Linked DNA regions of Mus musculus: region 2 is linked to region 1. The links are chromatin loops, found by intact Hi-C in ENCODE. Cell type or tissue: heart. All regions are shown on one strand. Links, peaks and the distances in the headings refer to the core of each region. The heading gives the core; the rest is flanking DNA.

Region 1 (8,321 bases), core at 293-8,292:
CACTCATACACATAAATAAACCTAAAAAGATAATTTCTTCCTGGGGGGGAAGAGGGTGTGGGAGACTTTTGGGATAGCACTGGAGATGTGAATGAAGAAAGTACCAAAAGAAAGAAAGGAAGGAAGGAAGGAAGGAGAGAGAGAGAGAGAGAGAGAGAGAGGGAGAGAGAGAGAGAGAGAGAGAGAAAGAAAGATAGATTTCTCCCTGATTTGCTTTGGGCTGAGACCTCTGGCTGCAGTACTGAGGTCAGTGACAAAGAAGTCATCACAGTATCCCAGGACTGTGCTGGTGGCAGTGGTTAGACAGTAGACATTCAAAGACCTGCTGACTGCCACACAGGGGCTGGGAAGATGCCCAGAGAGCTGCCCTCCACCATGCAGCGCTGGCGGGCCACAGACACACAGAAGCCCACGCCATACGGTATGGACAGAGGAGGTCACCCAGAGGCCCTGGGTACCTGAGTGGTACTCAGGCTCAGATGCAGGACTTTGAGTTGATACAGTCCAAAATTTACATCATCTATGAACTGTTGGGGCACATAAAAAGGCTGGTCATGCTGATCCAAAGCAGGAGGATCCTCATGACACCAAGTGACAGGATAACCAGAAGGATCCCGGTGAGGATTCAATATTGGTGGTGTCACAAAAGCCAGAGACCTCAAACCAAACTCACTACAATGAACTTTTCCAAGTGAAGATGTGTGATTGGAGGTGTATAGTGTGGGACACTGTGAACAACACACTACAACTTCCATGACAAGACATTTTCCATGCTTTGTTTTGTTTAGGGTGCGTGTGCGTGCATATGCGTGCGTGCTTGCGTGCGTGCGTGCGTGCGTGCGTGTGCGTGTGTGTGTGTGTGTGTGTGTGTGTGTGTGTGTGTGTGCGCGCGCGCATGTGGTGTGTTTTAGGTGAGAAGCTTCAAGAGCACACAGGGATATGAGTGGGACTGGGGCACAGAATGTGAAACTCACAAAGAATCAATAAAAAGTTTCTTGGGGGCTGGAGAGATGGCTCAGTGGTTGAGAGCATTGACTGCTCTTCCAGAGGCCCTGAGTTCAATTCCCAGCAACCACATGGTGGCTCACATCCACCTGTAATGGGATCCGATGACCTCTTCTGGTGTGTCTGAAGACAACGACAGTGTACTCATATCAACAAAATAAATCTTTAAAAAAAGGGGAAAAAAAGATATTTTCTTTAAATTCCTCCCTTACCATTCATGGTGCTGTATGTGTGAGCCCAGCCTTTCCCAATCAAAAGCAGGAAGATCACAAATTCAAAGCTAGCTGGAGCTAGTCTGCAAAACCATGTCCCAAAACAAAACAAATATCCCTTTGTTCAGGTGATAGCAACTAAGGGGCTGTCTGACTAGGCTCTTCCCGACCCTAAGGAAAGGAGCTGCACTTAGCTGCTGCAGAGTAAGTCCAACCCTTCCTTTTATATTACACCCCCTCCCCCCAAAAAAGACCTTACGACAAAAGACTTAAGATGGAGAAAAGTCAAATTCCTAGTCAGAGAAACGCCTTTATAACTCTTTCCCAAGAATGCTACCCTTAGCTAGGTATAGTGGCAAAACCTGTAAGTCACAGCACTCACAGATGGAGCCAGGAGAAATCATGAGTTCCAGGTTAGTCTGTCTACAAGGTGAAACCCTAACTCAAAAACAAAACAAAGAAAGGAAATCCTTCACCTTCCCTTGACTCTACACTCCCTAAAAACTGGAACAGAAAATATGGGGAAAGAGCAACAGGAAGCAGCAAAGGATACTCACCATTACTGCTAGCTGCCTATAGGCCTTCTTTAGTTCAGTGTCGGATGCTGTAGCTTCAACCCCCAGCACATGAAAAGGGTTTAGTTCATCTTCAGGAACCCCAGCCATGGTCAAGAGTCGGGTCACTTCCTCTTCAGGCTGGCAGTATCGCCCGCTAGCTACAGGTGCATTGCCCTGTTTCTTAGTCCTCTGTTTGACCCAGGGCAGCTCCTGCCAGCCCCACTGTATTAACCTTACCAGCTGCTGCCATGGCCTGCTATCTTTCAGCAGAGTCAAGCAATGATGCAAGGCTGGAGAACCCAGCCAAGAGAACAGCCAAGCGGTCTTATCCCTCCAGCCTAACCGGTTGCCCAGTCCCACCGAAAACCTCCAGCCCAATTGTAGACATCCCAAAAAGAGGGCGAGAGCCAGGAGTAGGAAAGCACCCACTACCCTAAGAATACGGATGAGCAGCCCCACCACACAGAAGAAGCTCTGGCTTAGAAACTGGAACATCATGCGGGCCCAGCCCCCCAGTCTCCTGGCCCAGACCCCCACCCAGACTCGAAAAAGGTCCAGGTCACTGCCTTTCAGCTTCCTGCATGCGTAAATGAGATGGCCACAGGTTTCCACATACTCTCCCACCAATACCAGAAGTTCAATCAGCCACCAGAAGCCTGCTTGTCCAAGCTGACATAGTTCCTCTACTCCCCACAGTCCCAGGCCTCTGCGCTTATCTGTCTGACTTCTTTTTCGGGCCAGCCGATGACGACCTGGGGCCTTGGGTTCTCTGCGTCCACTATCCCGAACATCCTCCTTGATCAGAAAACGGTGCTTCTGCCTCCGGGACAAGGGTTTCTTTCCACTGGACACACGTGAAAAATCACTGGGAAATTTAAGAGGTTCCTCATCATCATATTCTTCTTCCAACTCTTCATCTTCCCCCAAGGCTGGAGAGGTGCAATGGTGGCAAAGGCTGCTAGAAGAGCCATCTCCTTCCTCGGAGTAAGTTCCTTCGGGGACTCCAGGGCTTCCCTGGCAGTTACAAGCAGATGGAATGGAAAGAAAAGAAGGACTCCCATCCTCCTGGTACCCAGTCTCATTCTCTCTTGAGAGTTCCTGGTCCACTCCTGACTCTTCTGAACCTGTCTCGCTCTCATCAGGGTAGCCTCCTCCTCTAGGTGGTCCTGGACCCCTTGGAGGACCATGGCTTGGATCTGACCAGTGGGCTGGATTTGGAGGCTGTGTGTACTTAGGGCCGGAGTGCTCTTTGAGGCATCGTGTACCATTAGGAGCAGTCTCTGCTGAGTCCCTGAGTCCTGAGAATGAAAGTATTTCGGGGTCCACAGAGGATCCTGATGTACTGAGGGAGGTACCACCACTGCGGTGGGCTCCACACAACCTTCTTTCTCCCGGGTGCTTCTGGGCCATGACCCCGGGCTTCCTGAGGATTTTAGGTCACTGCCATCATTGCCTGTAACAAAGATATCAAGTTGGGAATGGTCAAGGATAGAACCAAGAGTTAAACAATCTCAAAATGACATATTCAATGTACCCACTCCCCAGGCAGTGTTAGCTCAAATTCGCTATCCCTAACAATAAACGTGAGTTAGGCAGACCACAAACCTGCTTGCACCAACCCGGACCTCAGAAACCCCCTTACTCCCGAAATCTTAATTTTTTTTTCTTCTTCCTCCAAGAAGCTAACAATCTTCAATCTGAGAAATGGGGGGGAGGGGGGGTGCCGCAAAGGGTGTGGTCGGGGCGGCGGGGGGGTGGGGGGGTAACTCTTAGGAAAAAAAAAAAAGACTGCCTGAAAGAGGGAGGCCGCAATCTGTCAGAAAAGGGTGGGGACCGTGCAGGGCTAGAGGAAAAGCTGAGGGCGGAGCTTCGAGGTGCCCCTGCAAAAGATTACCCGAGAACCCACCGACGGGGTACCAGGGGCGAAGGCGACGTACCGAGCAGCAGCGGTAACTCCTCCCTCCTCAAGCAGCTGCGCCTGAGGCCAGGGGGAGCTGCCAGGGGGAGCTACAGGAGCAGCTCCCCCGGCTCCGCCTCCCGCTCACGCTCCGCTTCCGCCTTCCGTCCCCGCCACGGCCGCTTACTTCCACTTCCGGGGTCACCGGGGGGGGGGAAAAGGTCGCGAAGGGAAGAGAAAAGCGCTTAGCCGAGGCTCTCACTTGCGCGGCGGGCGCGGAGTCAATCGAGGAGGCGGTGCTAGAGCATCCGGCCCCACCCCTTAAAGGGCCCTCCGCCTCCACGCAGGTCCCGCCGTAAGCGAGCTGAAGCCTGCGAACTGTACTCCTCGTCGTCGCTGCTGAAACGGAGATGAAGGGCGGCTGCCGAAGCACACACCGTCTTTGGCGTGCAGACAGACACCCAGGGCACGCAGAGGAGCCAGCGACCCTGCTCGCCCAGACCCTTCCCTGTCGGCTGTCCAGCCAAGAGGTTGCGGAGAAGTGTGTGTCCCGGACTAGCTAGCCCCCTAAAGAGACGCGACACTTCTCCTGGACCCAACTGGCGAGCTTCCACGCCGCCGATCCGCCCCCTGTGAACGCGGCGTAAGGGCCGGGCCAGGGAATGCGGCTAGGGGTACCTGGTTCCACGGAGCTCAGAACCTAGTCCAGCGTAACAGAACCCCGCACTCATCTGCGTGCTGCTTTGCATCTCATTTACATAGTAAGCTTTGGGTCGAAGCCAGCACGCTCCCCAACCCCTACGCAGACCCTGATGGAACCTCTCGTCTGCACTCCTTTAAAGCCTTACAGTTCTGCCAGTGTCCCTGCCAGGCCCGTCTTGCTCCACAAGTTTTTTTTTCCACCCATGAACACCCCCACCCAGCACTAGTTAAAAACCCTTCTCCGGCTCCCGACCACCCGGTTCCCCAGAAGACAATACTCCAATTCTCTGGGAAGTGGAAGAAACCAAGTTGGACCAGCGGGTGCTTTGGGACCCTATTTGGGCTTTGAAAACGTTAAGTTGGTAATTAATCTCCTTAGCATTCAGAGACCTTCCGTCTTAGTCTTGATGGGCGTCACAAAACTCTTCATTGCTATGGTTAGGGGGCGTCCCTCCTCCTAGATTAGAGAAGTGGGTAGCCTGGGTTCCCCCACAGACAGAGGTAAAGATTGAGGGGGCCCGCCCCGTGATGTCATCCTCCCCCCCCCCCACCCCATACACACTCCCTGTCTCCTTCCCCCACACACACCCCCGCCCCCAAGCTAATTGCATTTAGCTCCCTGGGTTTGGGCTCCGACTTGCCTGAGTTTAGGGAGCAACAGAGCACAGTAGCCCAAGGGGGTGCCTGCGGCCAACAGCCACCCGTGTGCCTAGGACCTCTGGGCTGGAATGAAGCTGGAGGTCTAGGAAAGCAATTCCACCCCTTTGCTCTCCTCAGCCCTGCAGGGTGGTGAGTAGTTAACACCCTTCCTGGTCTCTCCTTGTTTTGCGTCCCAAACTCTTAAGCGATTGAGAAGAGCCCCGGGAGGTCTCCAGTCCTTCAGCCTCAGTACCCTAAAGACGGCAGAAGGAAAGTGCATCCGCACCACCCTACTCCCGCAATGCCAACCTCTCATCGTCAGTGATCCTTCAGGATCAGCATCAAATCCCATTGGCAGCCCAGGCGTGCCTGGATGAGAGGGTGGGTGGAACAATTCCCGTGTGAGTCTGAGGCTAGTAGCAAGTGGATACCAAGATGTGAGGAGATTATCTGTGGGCAAGGCGCCTGCTTACTCCATGTAGGGCGATGGGATTTGGACTGGCTGTATTCGGCTTTCCCCAACCACTCCATCTCGGCATGAAGCCAAGACTTCAAAATCCGGACAGAGGCTGACTGGGTGACTCTTTAAGTCCTTATTTGAAACTTTTAAATGTCTGTTCCCTTTCTTCCTTGGGGGTTGCATTTAGCTTACAGGTTTTGGGCTCCGACTTTCAGGAGTTTAGAGAGCAACTCCAGGCCTGGGGAGCCGATGGCCACCCCCGTGCCTAGGACCTCTGGGAGCTGGATGAAGCTGGAGGTCTAAGGAAGCAATCCCACCCCTTTGCTCTCCTCAGCCCTTCAGGGTGGTAAGCAGTTGTTCTGAGACCCTAAGGTGACTCATCCTCTCCTCTTCCTTCCTCTCCCACGTTATTAACCCTACTCGGTCTGGTTCAACCGGGCTTAGTATTGAATTCCAACTGCAGATGAGAGGAATTGCTTTTTAGTTGGAACAAGTCATTTTTTCAAAAGAAATGGAAGTACAGAATCCCCAAGATTTGTGGTTTCTGCTTTCTATTCTCTTCCAGGTTTACCAGCCCCTGCCAGTTAGCTATGGATGGATGAAAGGAGATTTCTCTAACCTTCCATTCTGTGACCACCTTCTCTTCTACCATGGAAAAAGCCTCATTGCCTCTGACTATAACATCTCACCCAAGGCCCTTTAACCAACAACTCCCAGAGCCCCCAGCCCCGAGATGTGTCTTGGAACCCCAGGACAGCCTCGACTTGGCCCCTGCCCTTGTGTGTGCCCTTTGCTGCTGCTTCGGAATCATCTACTGCTGCTTTGGTGAGAAAGGGCAGGGCCTGGGGATGGGGTGGGGGGCAGGGGCAGCTTCCCAACACTGCTACCCTCAAGAATGATGCCAAATGTCTTCCTCGCTCCCAGGCCACTTCACCTCCTCTGTTAGGAGATGCCTACCTTCAGAATTTTCCATCCTGCCTCTCCCAGCTTCCCATTATTCTGTTTGCCCGTACCGTACCCTCTGGCTCTCACCTCTGCCTCCGTTATGGGCTTTTCCTCTGTCTCCTACCTCAGAATTCCATTCCTAGTTTATCCCTCCCACCGGAGATTTCAACTCTCCCCAGAATCTGAATCAGTCTGTGGTGATTTCCCATGTACCTAGAGGACCTAGATGCTGTCCTGCTTTTTTCCCACAGTGCATCCACTCTGCCTCCTGGTTTCTCTACCTATCCCCTCGGAATTTCTGAGTTCCCTCCTTCTATCACTGGGCTTACACTTCTCTTTCCCCTTTCCTTGAGGTTGCCACGGTGTGCTGTACCTGGCTTCTGCTCCCTGGTTAGCTGTTCCTCTCCCAATACGTAGGACCCCCTTTCTGTATCTCAATGCCTCCTGCCTCCCTCCCCAGGCTACCGCTGCTTCAAGGCAGTGATGTTTCTCTCGGGTCTGCTGTCAGGAGCCCTGGTGATCTTCCTCCTGTGCCATAAAGAGCGGGTGCTAGAGACACAGCTGAGCCTGGAGGTGAGCGCAGGCATAGCACTGGGCATCGGACTCCTCTGCGGCCTGGTCACCATGCTGGTCCGCAGTGTCGGGCTCTTTCTGACCGGTCTCCTGCTAGGTCTGACCCTGGGTGTTGGAACCTTATTGGGTACTGAACCCATCTACCAGCCGCATTCAGCCTGGGTGCCGGTCGGCGGACTGATGGGGCTGGCACTGCTGGGAGCCCTGCTCACACTTCGGTGGCCACGTCCATTCACAGTCCTGGGCACAGCACTGCTAGGTGCTGCGGTGCTGGTGGCCTGTGCTGACTACTTCCTGGAAGGACTGGCACTGGGCACTAGACTGGGTGAACGCCTGCAGGCACTTCCAGAGTTGCTTCCTCTCTGCTGGTATAGCTGGGTCTTGCTGGGAACCTGGCCAGTCTTGGGGGCTCTTGGGACACTGGCCCAGTGGAAACTCATGGCTGAGGAACGTGGGAGCCGCACCAATGGTGAGTTAGTGCTGTGGTACAAAAAGCAGCCAGCCTGCCCCTGCTTCTGTCCCCGGATTCTATACTTGAGGGGAGGGAAAGATGGAGAGATGAGGACTGGGGAGGATCCCACATCAAACAGGGCAGGGCACTGAAGGAAAGTTAAAGCTGAACTAGCCAAAGGAAGTCTGGGTAGAATGAGAAGGAAAATCGCCAGGTGATGCAGAGCACAGTTATTTCAAGACTGTTATGAGAGGGCAGAGGAATCCCAGAGAAGGATAGGAGAAAAATGTAGAAGAAAATCTGACAACCGAAGGGAAGGTGAGGCTTGAGAGACCCACAGCAGTAAGGTCAAGTGGACTTCTGTGGTGCATGGTTCTTTTGGGGGTTGGTATTCGGGGCCTAAAGAATCCCCCTTGAATCTGTATTGCCTCCTCCCCAACAGTGATCTTGAGCCACCAGCAAAGGCATCTCCAGCTCCTTCGGATCCATCAGCAGCAAGAGGCTAAGAGGCATCGGAACTCTTCTGGGACAGGACTGTGTGGAGGCAGCTATCGGAACCAGCTTACCCCCAATATCCGGAGCCCTGCTCACAGTCCAGCTCCAGTGAGTAGGAGGGTGAGACACCCTTGTTGGGGGTAAGGGGGTGACCAAGTGATGGCCAGGATGAGCTGGGGGCTCTGACCCAGAACCTTTTTTCTACCCTCTCCACCCTGTATCCAATTAGAGTTATCTCCAGAGTCTTCGAGAGTATGAGCTGGTACCAGGCACCCAGGCCCCAGGCACCCACACTATCCTGGACCTGGATTCTGATTGCAGCTCCACTGGCCTGCTTACCACACCTCACTCTGACCAGACCTGAGCCTAACCTCCAGTGACACTG
Region 2 (8,321 bases), core at 20-8,019, 57 kb after region 1:
ATTATAGACCTGGGCCATCACCCTCAGCTTAAGGAAGTTTCAATAATTTGGGTTTTTTGGAGACACGGTCTATGTAACCCAGGCTGGCCTCAAAGTGTAGGATTTCTGTCTCTCCTCCCCAAGTTCTAGGAACCCAGGTATGAACCACCATGCCTGCCCTGAATAACCTATGACTTTAACTAATAATAATGTACTGATACTGATTAGTTTACAGTAAGAAATATACTTTATCAATACAAAATGCTAGTAAAAAGGAAAAATATGAGGTATATAGAAATTCCTTGAGGTGAGATGGCTCAGCAGTTAAGATCGCCGACTGCTCTTCTAAAGATCCTGAGTTCAAATCCCAGCAACCACATGGTGGCTCACAACCATCTTTAACAAAATCTGATGCCCTCTTCTGGAGTGTCTGAAGACAGCTACAGTGTACTTACATATAATAAATAAATAAATAAATAAATAAATAAATATTTTAAAAAAGAAATTCTTTGAAACATCTTCTCAATTGTTCTAAAAATCTAAAAAGCCAAATCTATACCATCTCACTGTTTCAGAATAAATAAAATCCAAAGTCTTAAAAAGGGACAAAAAAAAAAAAAAAAAAAAGTTGCTCTAGAGATGGCTAGAAAATGATACCCATGACAGGAAATAACAATGGAAGGATTAGAAAAGGTGAATCTGAAAGGTGACAGCCCAGCCCAGAGTTAAGACAGTCAGCATTAGGAAAGAAGAAGGAATAAGCAACACAGAAGAGGAAGGAAGCGCTAGGGATAACAACCACAGTCTAGCAACAGACTATCGAGACCCAATATTCAAAAATCTGGACTTAAACAGTGCAACCCACATCTATAATCCCAGTGCTCAAGCCGCTGATGTGAAATCCTGACGGGAGGGAGGAGAGTGACAGACACCTGGCTGAGGCTAAGAAAACAGAAATGACAGGCCCTAATTTTCCAATGAAATATAAAGTAAGGGTATTTGCCACAAAAGGAGGAATTAAAGGGCTAATGATAGAGTCTTGTAAAATAGTCATAAAAGAATTTAGGCTTCCAGGAAGCAGGAATTGGCAAAAAGCTGTAATATTGACAGAAGTTAACACGAGACTGAATCTTCTAACTTCCGATTTTCTTTTCTTAGAGTCTAAAATCAGTAGCCAAGAAAAGAGTTGATGAATATCATTCAAGACAAAGACAGCCACATGCAGTTCTGAACTAAATACCTGCAATGCAGGTGGCTTAGGAGGCGGGGACAAGAAGAACAGGAGTTCAAGGCCAGCCTGAACTGCAAGAGACTATCTGAAACAGCCAAAAACAACAAAAAAACCCAAAAACAAAAACAAAAAAAAAAAAAAAGAGAGAGAGAAGAGGGGGCTAATATGGCTCAGAAGTTAAAACACTTGCCACATTAATATAAAGACCAGTACTCAGATCACCAGCATCCATCCACATTCACACCTGTGGGCTGGTGGCATGCCTACAATCCCAGCACTTGGGAGACAGAGACAGGATCCCAGGAGCACCCTGACTATCTAGACTAGCTGAGTCACCAAACTCTGGGTTAAGGTGAAAGATCCTGTCAGATATAAGGTGGTGGTGGTGGTGAAGTGGGGTGGTCAAGGAAGACACCTGACATCAACATCTGGCCTCCACATGCATGCACGTGCACACAGACAAGTACACGCATTCACACCCACACCCACACCCACACACACAACCAGAAAACCTAAAGAGGGCAAAAAGCTGCCTCTGTGGATTTGAGACTGTCAAATGGCGACTGGTAAGGAGGCTAAAGCGAAGGGGAATACCTGAAAGGAAATGTGTCACAGATGAAGTCCAGGTTGTAGTAATCCTGAGGTGTAGCTGAAAATACAAAGGTACGTCAATGATCTCGTGCTCAGGAACGAGGGGGTTCAGAGCATTCCCAAGCTGCTACAGACAGAATAACAAAAATAAAAACAAAAGGGCTAGAGAGTTGGCTCAGAGGTTAAGAGTGGCTACTGCAGTGGACCGAGGACTTGGGGGTCTGATTCCCAGCACCGACATAGTGGCCTACAGCTCAAACTCCAGCCTCAGATCTAATAGCTCTTCTGACTTCTGTGGTCTCCAACCACACAAATGACGCACAGACATACACACAGGCAAAACATTCACACACACAAAATAAGTCTTTTAAAAAAACAAACAAAAAAACATAATCTGTGGGCAGTAGATAGGAACACTGCCGTTTTGCTAAAATTGCATTTGAAAAGCAGAGAGGCAAAAGAACAGCTTATTTTCCTCTTCTACAGAGCCACAAAGAACAGAAACTATCTCTATAGCAGGGCAGGGGCCAGATGGAATATAAAAAGAATAAGAAGGTACACATTAAAAGCTGCAAACTGCCTGTCATGGTATTAGACGCCTTTAATCCCACAACTTGGGAAGCAGAGGTAAGTGGATCTCTATGAGTTCAAGGCCAGCCTGGTCTACACAGTGAGCTCTAGGCCAGCCAGGGCCACATAGTGAGATCACATCTGGGGATTGGAGTGTTAAAGATGAAAGTTGCTTTTTAAAGGTTGGGCACAGTGGCTCATGCTTTTAATTTTAATAAGGAACATTTAAAGCAAACCAAGAAGCATAAATGGCACATTTTAAAACACACCGTGCATTACCGCACAATCACAGGATCACTTCTACAAAACCCTAGTCACATATGAAGACCAAGATGAAGGCTACAAAAACAGTCACCGGGTACTTGCACTACGTCTTCCAAATATCTATTTGATCATCTCGAAGTCAATATTGCACATTATCCTAAAGACAAGGCAACTACAAACAAGACAAAAACATAAAACCGATTCTCAGCTTCACACACAAACAGCTGACTTCCAACATTTCAGACAGCTCGACTGAAGTGCTACTCAACCTTTAAGAAATCATGGGGTTCTATCAATTATCAAAGACGTTGAGAGAAAGGCCAGTAGATACTTTCCTGTTTGTTTTCTCCCACTTTAAATGGAAAACTCCACCAAGGAGAAAAGTCAAGTTGAAAGTTAAATTCCTCTTCCCTTCACACGTCTGGATTTCAGTGACACCCACCCCCACCCCCACCCAATGAAGATGGGGCAAAGAGTGAAGAAGAAAGCACTATGTAGCAATGAGATCATCAGCAGACACAGCCCGGAGAGAAAGAATGAAAACAGGGAAGGGTAGAGAGCAGGTACAACAGTAAGAAATGGGGGAGGGAGAAAGGGGGTTGGAATTGGAGGGAACTGAGCACAGGAGCCCATAATGCTGGAGAACCTTGCAAAGGTACGGGACTCCAACAGCTAGAAAGAGCTGAAGCGCCTAAGGGTCCCGGAGCAGGGGACATTGGAGGACCCCAGGGTTTGGGAGACCGGAAGCAGAGACCCCCCCCAAAAAACACGAGACCAGAAGGGGGCGCAGGTAACAACCCAAAAGGAATGAATGGGGAAGGCGGTACGGGGGCGTGGCAAAGGAGGAGCCCCGGGATGGGCGTGGCACAAACCCTTTTCCAAGTCCGAACCCCTAACCCAAGAATCCCGGGAGAGGCGGCTCCGCGATCCCCGCACTCACCGCCGGTCTCGTCAGTTACATAGGGAGTCGCCATCTTGAGAACCCGAACCACTTCCGGCGTGAGCGGGCTGGGGTCCCGCCCCCCTCCCCGCCGGAAGTGGAGTCCTCATCCTAGCAAGCCACCATTTTAATCTTAAAGAGAGACTGCACCATTTCTCTGACGCGGGAGGCGGAAAAGGCGAGTGTAAGACGCTCACAGTCATGGGCTCTTAGACTACCACCGACGCCACTGTTGACCTCCTGATGTATATAAAACAATCCCTAGGGCTCGGAGAGAAGTTTGGGCATAAGCCTTATCCCAGACAGTCCTCGCAGGCTCAAGGCCCACCGGGACCCAGCAGGAAAGCTGGTAAAAGAGGAAAGGAATATGCAAGGCCCCTCGCCTGCACCAAACCCTAGGGCGCGTGTTGGCATGGGCAAAGAAGCCCCAGGGATACACGAAAACCCGGGCTAACACTTAAAAGTGGGCAGGTCTACTCGGCACGCCGACCACTCTCGGCCGCCCAGGTTAACTGATCAGAGACCTACGAAGGGGTGCGCAAAGATCGGCGCACTGCGAGTCGGTCACCTGTCCCCGTGGCCTCGGGGGTGCTGGCGGTTTCCATGACTGAACTGGGGCGGGCAGCCCTGGGGATTCAGCGGCCGGCGAGGTAACTTCTTGGCCTGCTGCTCAGTACTGGATCCTCTCGGGTCAGAGGGCACGGGGTGAAGGCTTTTGGGGCGGACCCAGTCAGTATTCTAATTAGCCGCGCCCCACACTTCGGATTAGCTTTGGCTACCGCGAGCAGTTCCACCCTTAAATCTACCGGGACAGTGAGGCCACTCCCTTTGTTAGGTTGTGCCTTGTTCTTGGAAGGAGCGCCAAAGCCCGGTCCGGTCCCTCCCCTCCTCCATCAGCAATTTAGTTCCTCTGGGGCTAAATCCTGTTAAACTTGTTTCCTCTTCTGTCAGGAAGGTGCTGGCTCAAGCTCCTCTCCTCAGGTGTCTGCCCTCCTCCTACAAAGCTTTTTCCTTAACTCTTTCACCCTCTTCTATTGCCCAACTTTGGCTTACACTAACGTCCAACAGTGCCTCTCAAATTGAGAAGTGGGGAAATATTAGTACTTCAGTAGTAGACAATATGTTCTACTTTAAAACAAAACAACCGAGCAGTGGTGGCGCACGCCTTTAATCCCAGTGGAGGCAGAGGGAGGAGGATTTCTGAGTTCGAGGCCAGTCTGGTCTACAGAGTGAGTTCCAGGACAGCCAGGACTACACAGAGAAACCCTGTCTCGAAAAACCAAAAAAAAAAAAAAAAAAAAAAACCAAAAGGAAAAAAAAAAAAAAAAAAAAGAAACAAAACAGGCTAATAAGAACCTCAACTAAGTTTTCAAAAGCTCACACATTGTCCTCCTTGCAATTCTCCCAGCTTTAACCTCTCTCCTTTCAATTCAAGTCTCAAAATGACTTTAATGCTATTTGCATGCACTACATGTTTTTACACGTGTATACTTCTTTCTTTTCTTTTCTTTTTTTTTTTTTTTTCGAAACAGGGTTTCTCTGTATAGCCCTGGCTGTCCTGGAACTCACTTTGTAGACCAGACTGGCCTCGAACTCAGAAATCTGCCTGTCTCTGCCTCCCAAGTACTGGGATTAAAGGTGTACACCACCACGGCCCGGCTACATGTATACTTCTAATCCCTCACTTTGTGTGTGTGATAATCCCTCACCTATGCCTTTGCTTCCTCCTGCATTTGGGTATGGTGGAGGGAGGGATGCTGGGGAGTGGAACCTAGAGTGTAGCTAGCATTAAGTCAGGCAACCATTCTGGCCCAAGCCTACCAGCCCGTATCTGTTTGTTCATCAATTGCACTTAAGTCCTGTCTATCTAGTACCCTTTCCTCAAAGAGGAGAAGGAGATGAGAATATGGAACAGTGCCTCTGAAAATTAGTGAGGTGCATGACTTGAACTCTTTCAAGAGTGGTCTCTAAAGCTCTCCACGGACCTGCTCAGTGAGGGGAAATACTAGTGTGACCTGTTTACTCTTTAATCTCTGGACACTCCCCATCACTGTACCCCTCAGACATCCTGCCCCCATCTCTGCAGGTTGGCAGGAAGTGAAACTCAATTGTCTGTTCAGTAGACTGGCCCTGGACCCAGCCCTGGGCCCCGGATGTATAACCCCACCCAGAGGAAGAAGAGGCTGGGAAAACAGGCTTGTTTTTTCCTTTCCCTTTGTTCACTGTGGTTTCTTTCTTTCTGACTTGTATGATGTGGTTGATTAAAGAGATGAGCACCTGGAACTATAGACATCAAACACCTCTTCCGTAGATGGTTCTTTGCTTTTCTTCCACCACCCCCACCAACAACTGACCTGAGAATATGGCGAAACACAGATCCAAAATAAGGTACAAAGATGTTACAGTAACTCTGAGCTCCTGCCAGGCAGTGGCACACCCTTTAATCCCAGCACTTGGGAGGCAGAGGCAGGCGGATTTCTGAGTTCGAGTTCGAGGCCCACCTGGTCTACAGAGTAAGTTCCAGGACAGCCAGGGCGACACATCGAAATCCTGTCTTGAAAAACCGAAATAAAATAAAAGTCTGAGTTTCTCTTCATATTCCTTATTGGAAAAATCATATTCCAACCTATGGCTTGTTTAATGTAGGAGAGTCTTTGACTTTATGCAAGAACTGATTCGAAGAGTAGTTTGGGACACAAGTGTTATTTAAACAGAATCTTTGTTTACGGTGATCAAGAGCTAGGAAGCTTTACAGACATCTAGGCACTTGCTTCAGTTTGTGTTTTTGCTTATCCTACAGAAAGAACTAAGAACAAGATCAGGTATAAAGAGACCTTCAAAAGTGTCTGTTGATAGCAGGAGTGGCACACACCAATAAACCCGGTAAACCCAGCTCTTGAGAGGTTGAACCAGGATGGCAATTTCACTGCCAGCCTAGGCTATGTACATACTAAAATCTTGTCTCAGGAAAAAAATCGTTTGTTGGACTGTGAGTAAGGAGGCGATGTAGGAAGGGGAGATAGACTTTGCTAACGGTGACGCATATACTGTTAAGAAGAAGGGTGTGGGGTAGCGGTATAGATCCGTGGTGCAGCACCGGAGAAGCACGTTCCAGGCACTGAAGCTCATCTGCAGCATGGTGGTGACAGTGATGGAGGAGGAAGAGGAAAAATGAAAACAAAAACAAAGCAGTGAAGGGTCAGGATGCAAGCAAACCAGAACAAACCTGAAAAGGACAGCAGAACAGAGACAGGTCACTCTCCGACTCCCGATCTGAATCTAAAGTTTAAATAACAACAGCAGCAGCAAACCCCACTACTCTAGAGAGTTGCTTCAACAGCTTTGTCTCCAAATACTTGAAGACTACTTACTTCTGTTTCCACTAGAGGGCCTTTTGTTTCTTTCGGTTTTTTTTTTTTCTTTTCTTTTCCTTTCTCTTCTTTTTTTTTCTTCTCTCTCTCTCTCTGACCCTCACTGGACCCGAATATATACACACATTTCCAACAAGCAGTCTGCTCTCCCACTCCTTTCTATTCCCAGCTGTAAGAGGATACAATTCCAAGAACACAAGGCTTTGTTGTGCTGCTCCTACTTCAGAGAAGGGTAGGAGGGAGTTAGTCGTGGGTTTGGGGCGGGGCGGGGGATGCAGGATGCCTGGGTCCCCAGTCCCTACCAGTAAATCCCCACTCATTGGTCTCCTTTCCGTTCAGCCTCACACCAACCATGCTGCTTCAAGAGTCCTGACAGCTCCAATAACAGGTAGGAGGAACTGAAAGGCTCTGCCTTCAGACTCTACCTTTGCCCAACGACTTCTGTGCCATCTGCCAAGGCCAGAGGGTAAAGTGCTAGGGTTGGGTATGAAGAAAAGGTGAACACAGTCAAACGTTGTTTTATGCACCTAAATCTCCACCCTAGTCTTAAGGAAAGGATATGGATTTTGAGAGAAAAGGCTGTGCATAGACAAGTCCGAGGCGGAGCTGAGGAACTCGGAGGAGAGGTGGGCAATTATCTCAGGCAGGGTCAAGCAATGTGAAGCCATGTGGAGAAGGAAATGCACCTAGGTCTAGGGTTGTGTGTGAATTGTGGAACTCTGGCCTTGCCTCTCTGGGTTCTCCTGAATGTGGAATCATTGACTTGGGCAGGCGCGTCCAAAGTGATGATTTGGAGATTGGAGGGCCGGCCAATTGCTGACCAGTCGCTGGGTGGTTCCAATCAGCACCCTGACCCCTACCTTGGCTTTCCTGGGAAGGGATGATGGGAGAGGCTTTGACTAATTAGAAAAGAAAGATAGAAGTAGAGCTGCCCCAGGCATGGGAAGACAGAAGCGTAGGAGTGGAGAAAGTGGCACAAACCAGAGCCCTGGAGATACTCTGAAGGCCCGGAGCAGATTGTGTTGGAAAGCTGGCAACAGCGGTGGGCTTGGGCGCGGCAGGAGGGCAGGCTGGGTCGGGGGCGGGCAGTGTGTCGTCAGGAGCTGGGCGGCCCCGCAGCGGCCGCGTCTTCCTAACCCGTCCCCTCCTGTCCAGCTCGGGCTCCGGCGCCCCTGCTCTGACCGTGCGCTCTCTTGGGTCAAGGTAGAGCCCCCGCGAGCCCCGTGCCACTCGCACACTCTCGCACCCGGCCAAAAGGGCAGCGGAAGGGGCCGCCCCACCGACTGGGTGAGGGCTGCGGCGTCCAGAGAAGGAAGCGTTGACAGCTGGAAGCTGCTGCTGGAAGGGTTTGCGCTGGGACTCCGGGACTGCCGTA

The links. A loop is a pair of places that touch in the nucleus more often than their neighbours do. Peaks named below come from ENCODE experiments on the same cell type or tissue, not always from the same donor. Only the 100,000 strongest peaks of a DNase experiment are listed, where the experiment ranks them.
Region 2: a loop joins it to region 1, with 7 times the contacts of the local background. A loop is called at or near these places in 16 of 42 quality-filtered maps.

Annotation. Positions count from the first base shown.
Region 1 is chr10:128,801,074-128,809,394 of GRCm38, reverse strand. Tmem198b (transmembrane protein 198b) reads left to right here and starts at 4,948. Exons shown (of 5, transcript NM_178066.3): 1 at 4,948-5,162; 2 at 6,038-6,297; 3 at 6,878-7,459; 4 at 7,884-8,044; 5 at 8,166-8,321. The coding sequence starts at 6,123. The coding sequence ends at 8,300. Dnajc14 (DnaJ heat shock protein family (Hsp40) member C14) reads right to left here and starts at 3,841. Exons shown (of 7, transcript NM_001359825.1): 1 at 3,712-3,841; 2 at 1,775-3,227. The coding sequence starts at 3,184. In heart, for the core only: CTCF peaks have their summits at 3,776, 5,173 and 6,974; DNase peaks (open chromatin) are centred at 3,904, 4,564, 5,204, 5,334 and 3 weaker places; H3K4me3 peaks cover 5,731 bases; H3K27ac peaks cover 3,814 bases.
Region 2 is chr10:128,743,821-128,752,141 of GRCm38, reverse strand. It overlaps Pym1 (PYM homolog 1, exon junction complex associated factor), which reads right to left and starts at 3,687. Exons shown (of 3, transcript NM_001170869.2): 1 at 3,576-3,687. The coding sequence starts at 3,609. It overlaps Gm31504 (predicted gene, 31504), which reads right to left and starts at 7,195. Exons shown (of 2, transcript NR_168573.1): 1 at 6,947-7,195; 2 at 6,260-6,801. It overlaps Dgka (diacylglycerol kinase, alpha), which reads left to right and starts at 8,066. Exons shown (of 24, transcript NM_016811.3): 1 at 8,066-8,321. In heart, for the core only: CTCF peaks have their summits at 3,433 (motif pointing right) and 6,944; DNase peaks (open chromatin) are centred at 3,581, 4,321, 5,681 and 7,271; H3K4me3 peaks cover 3,589 bases; H3K27ac peaks cover 2,877 bases.